2 separate regions of the Homo sapiens genome follow, and region 2 is linked to region 1. A link is an interaction called in ENCODE POLR2A ChIA-PET data of the cell type or tissue named here. Cell type or tissue: OCI-LY7. All regions are shown on one strand.

Region 1 (2,500 bases):
AACAAAACAAAAAGAAAAAAAAATGGTTTCTGTTTTCTTCTCTAATTATAAGTATGTTTGATCTCCTTTGCTATTGTAGCTGTCATTTTCTCTCTAATTCACTTTAATTCTATCTTTATTTCAGTTCCTTTTGATTGTATTTCTTTATCTGTCCTCAATATTACTGTCTTTCTACAATGTTTAGTCTACCTTATATACTTTCCAATTTTGTCTTTATTTCTCTGATGGTTTTCTACTTTTTGCTAGAGTTCTGCTGGCTCATAGTTCATTTCCTCCTATTTTCTTGCTACAAATTCCCTGAATTCTGGCATTTAAAAATTCATGGTGAAATGTTAATGTGTAATTTTTTTTTTTTTTTGCTTTCAGCAGCATTTTTTTTTGGATGAATGTTGTTCGTATTTTGGTAAATTTTGTAACTCTTTTTGAATTTTCAACTAATAGTTACTTTGTATATATGCTATGTTAGTTCACTAAAAAAATCACTTATTATTAACTTAAAGTTTTTAGTTCCAGCTATTTAAATATGGTCTCTGATGGAGTGCATCTCAACTCAAAGCATTCTGTTCCTCTGCTGTTTATGAAAAACACTAGTTGCTGGAAATACGGTTCATCTGTATCATTCTTTTTTTTTTTTTTTTTTTTTTGAGACGGAGTATCACTCTGTCGCCCAGGTTGGAGTGCGTGCAGTGGCATGATCTCGGCTCACTGCAACCTCCGCCTCCTGGGTTCACACCGTTCTCCTGCCTCACCCTCCTGAGTAGCTAGGACTACAGGCGCCAGCCACCACGCCCGGCTAATTTTTTGTATTTTTAGTAGAGATGGGGTTTCACCGTGTTAGCCAGGATGGTCTGGATCTCCTGACCTCTTGATCCGCCTGCCTCGGTCTCCCAAAGTGTTGGGATTACTGGTGTGAGCCACCGCACCCGGCCCATCTGTATCATTCTTTGTGTTGCTCTTCCTCCTCTGTTTTTCTGAACTTCAGGGGCTTCACCTGTGAATTGTTTCCTTCAGCTCCTGCACTTTGTTGCAAATAGGATATGTCATTTATGCACTTCAGGGTGAGCCACTTGCCTTCAGGAGTTCCCTGCCCAACCCGGCTTTTCAGCTCTGCCATCACTAAGTTCTCTTGCAACTCAGTCTTACTTCCTTTCTTTTTCTTCCTATGTGGTTTCTGTCTGATTTCAGTTGCTTTTTTTTTTTTTTTAATCAACTCTTAAGCATATTTTGGAGGCTGCAGACTATATTTTTCTTCTTGTTTCACTGAAAATGCAGTTTCTGGATTCTTTTTCATTTCTTCTTACTCCTTTTATGTGTTTTTTATAGAGAAAATGGATAAATAAGCTGATATGTGCAGCCATGTACATACCAGAAGCCCCTAAGATGATTTTAAGGTTATCTATCATATTGGGTTTTTACTGTTGTGAAACAGTGAAGGTTTGAGAGTCCTTAGAAGAGTTCTTACCCCACTTAATAGTAAAATAGATTACAGATTACAAAAACAAACAAACCGCACCTGACTTTGGCTATGCAGAAAGTTAAAGAATTATTTTAGCTAGCTCTGAGTTAAAACTTTAAGCACCAGACCTTTCCATTTGAACCACTTTAGAAGAAAATCCTAAATATTAACATACTTCTTGCTTTCTTGGTGCTTAAAGAATGAACCAGCCGGGCATGGTGGCTCAATCACTTTGGGAGGCTGAGGAGGGCGGATCATGAGGTCAGGAGATCAAGAACATCCTGGCTAACATGGTGAAACCCCATCTCTACTAAAAATACAAAAAATTAGCCAGGTGTGGTGGCACGTGACTGTAGTCCCAGCTACTCGGGAGGCTGAGGCGGGAGAATTGCTTGAATCTAGGAGGCGGAGGTTGCAGTGAGTCGAGATTGCACCACTGCACTTCAGCCTGGGTGACAGAGTAAGATTCCATCTCAAAAAAAAAAAAAAAAAAAAAGAACAAACCGTGTGTGGATGGTTGGAGTTGGAGAATAGGGATTATTATGACTGTATTGTACTAAAATATGGTTATTCCATTTATGGAGCGGAGGGTGTTGACTTTCATATGAAGAGGCTCTAAAGCATCACTTTTTTGGTCATACATAGTTTTTTATTTCTCTCTTTTTTTTGAGTAGGTTTTCTTTAGTCACCCTTTATTATAGCTATTAATGTGTTTGCTTGTTGTAGTCCTTTGAATTTAGTGAAGTCTCAGAATTTAGACAACAAAGATTGCTGGAATTATATACAAAGTAAAAGCAAATATACTTTGGGCATAACATGAGGGACTCTCCCACAATTAGGATGATAATCAGTGCTCAGACCTTGTAATATCTGTTTCAGTTGCTTGGGAATCTGCTGCTTCTTGGATCTCAGCAGCACTCTGATTAGGAAAGGAAGCTGATTACTTACATTTCTGAGACATCAAATGTGTATTTAGTTTTGATTTTATATGTGCTTAATGATATTATTGGACTTGTAACATTGTGACTATAAAATGTTCCTACT
Region 2 (2,500 bases), 100 kb after region 1:
GAAAAAGCAAACCTCTTTCTTCCACAGCTGATGAGAATGTAAAATGAAAGATGAGCAGGAGTTTGCCAGATAAAACATAGGAAGGAGTGGTCCCTGCAGTGGAGGCTGCTGGAGAGAAGAACAACCTGGGGAGGGTGTGAAGCATGAGCAGCTCCAAACGATGGAGAAAGCCTAGTGGGGGCCACCTGGCCAAAGTTTGTGGATACTGACTTCACAGGGTTTCTCTCCTTGCCTCAGTTTCTTCATCTATAAAATGGAAAGAATACTAGCATATACCTCACAAGATTATTGTGAGAATTAAATGAATTAACATTCCTGAAGTGCTTAAAACGGGGCCTGGTGAGTGGTATGGGCCATATAGTGTATGCATTATAATTGTGAAAAAGCTGTGGACTTTAATTATTTTGACCATTTCTTTACATATGAGTTATCTAATTTTTAAAAATTTTTCTTATAAATTTTTTTTTCAGTTTGTGGAGAGAAAAGCTGTCAACTTTGTACGTTTAAAAAACACAGTGGTTTTATTTTAAAACAGTCCCTATTATCCTGTCCTGGCCAAAAGCTTTTCGGCAGGTTTTTTTTTTTTTTTTTTTTTTTTTTTGTTGAGACGGAGTCTCGCTCTGTCACCTAGGCTGGAGCGCAGTGGCGCGATCTCGGCTCACTGCAAGCTCCACCTCCTGGGTTAATGCCATTCTCCTGCCTCAGCCTCCCAGTAGCTGGGACTACAGGCGTCCGCCACCACAGCCGGCTAATTTTTTGTATTTTTAGTCGAGACGGGGTTTCGCAGTGTTAGCCTGGATGGTCTCGATCTCCTGACCTCGTGATCTGCCCGCCTCAGCCTCCCAAAGTGCTGGGATTACAGGCGTGAGCCACTGCTCCCAGTTGGCAGTTATTTTTCAATTGGATTCATCTGAAGGTTGGGTGGCCTCTGAGCACATGCTGCGTTTTCCTCTCGGAAAAATCAATGGCAGATGGCTGTCAGTGGGCCTTTGAGTGGCCCTGAAGAACTTGTTGAAAAAACTATTTACTATAGAGGAAAGCTGTGCTTTGGGTCCAAAGTCCCCTACAGAGTCCATCCTCCTGCCTCTGTGGGCTCTGGGTGGGCCGAATGGGTGGGGATGGTGAAGTGTAGCCTGCCAGCAGGTGTGTGCTGGTAAGTTGGCTCTGCTGGATAGGAGCTTTGATTCGTAGCATTTGCTGATTACTGTAGTGTAAATCCTTCCACTATGAGGTTGCTGAGTGCAGAGTTGGGCAGAGATGAGCACAATCAGCTCTCATAAGTTGGTGTGAGCCAGCTGAGGAAGGACGTGGGCTGGATGGGAGAAACCTTATTCCTATAGCAAAGGGGCTGGAGCAGGTGAGGCTTTGGGGGATTTCTTTTTGAGCAGGGAACATCGGAGGAACCCGAAGGGAATTAACATTAGCTGAGCATTTCCTGAGTACATTCTGAGCTAGGTGCTTTGCAGACATTATCTCATTTGATCTTTGTAATGACATTGTGAGTCAGCTAACTTCAGCTCCATTTTCATATGAGAAGAGAGGGCCTCAGAGGAGTTAAGTAACTTGCCCAAGGTGACACAGTGGCAGACTGGGGGTTGCAATGAAAGGATAGTGACTCCTGGGATTGAAAGTAGCAGAGATAACGCTAATAAAAAAGTTATAGGTAATTCTCTATGGGTGAATCCATTTTAACTTCACCCCAACTGCTCTGACATAAAATTCATGGATTTAAGACCCGGGAGGAGCTTTTATTTAGCTCAAACAGATAAGGAAAGTGAGCTAGTACAGTTTGATTTTGACATAAAGTAAGGCTTATATGAGGACATGTACTTGCTGCAATAGTTAGGAAGGTGCTCTGTGCTTGTGGAAGAAAGAGACTGGGAAAGGGTGATTTCACCCTCCCAGGCTCACGCCCTTCAGGGAAAGAAGCAAGGACATCTGTCTGGGGAAAACAGTGATTCTTGGGGCCAGGAGCCCATAGGAGGATGTGCATCCTTTCTTCTCCATGGGGAAGACCCCATGAATTCTGGGGACATGAATTGAAGCCCAAGGAGAGGGACACTACTTGAGGATGCTGACAAATTGAAATCTTCAGGCAAAACCTTCAGTCAGGGGCAGATGCTTTCTGGTCTCCATCAAGGAAGGCCACCTTCAGAAACACAGTTCTCAGCATTGTGGGTCCTACTGATTTGGCTGTCACTTCTGTGCAGAGGGGATGGGGGAAAGTTTCTGGCCCTCACCTCATATTTTAGCCTTTGTCTATTAGGGAGGAGTTGAGTGGGGACATTTCAAACACGGTGTCCACCCTGCTTTATTTTCCTCTGTGAATGATTAATTAGCACCTGGTTGGAGGAGGCCACATTTACTGGGGGCATGGTTACTCTGTCTTAGAGGACCTGCAGGCATGCTCCTTGTCATGTCCTATGTCCACAGGCAGTGGGTTTCCTCTCTCTGCAAGTTCACCTGGGCAGAGCCTGCTTCCTCAGCTTTGGGCCACTTC

The links. ChIA-PET counts read pairs that join two places held together with the same protein. Peaks named below come from ENCODE experiments on the same cell type or tissue, not always from the same donor. Only the 100,000 strongest peaks of a DNase experiment are listed, where the experiment ranks them.
Region 2: POLR2A ChIA-PET joins it to region 1 with 5 read pairs; 2 of 35 experiments call an interaction of 5 or more read pairs at or near these places.

The regions. Positions count from the first base shown.
Region 1 is chr3:140,831,684-140,834,183 of GRCh38, reverse strand. No RefSeq gene overlaps it. Among named protein-coding and RNA genes, the nearest start is that of SLC25A36, 110 kb to the left of the region's middle. In OCI-LY7, no CTCF peak of the experiment used is centred here; a DNase peak (open chromatin) is centred at 1,103; H3K4me3 peaks cover 1,006 bases; H3K27ac peaks cover 963 bases.
Region 2 is chr3:140,727,092-140,729,591 of GRCh38, reverse strand. No RefSeq gene overlaps it. Among named protein-coding and RNA genes, the nearest start is that of TRIM42, 50 kb to the right of the region's middle. In OCI-LY7, no CTCF peak of the experiment used is centred here; a DNase peak (open chromatin) is centred at 1,191.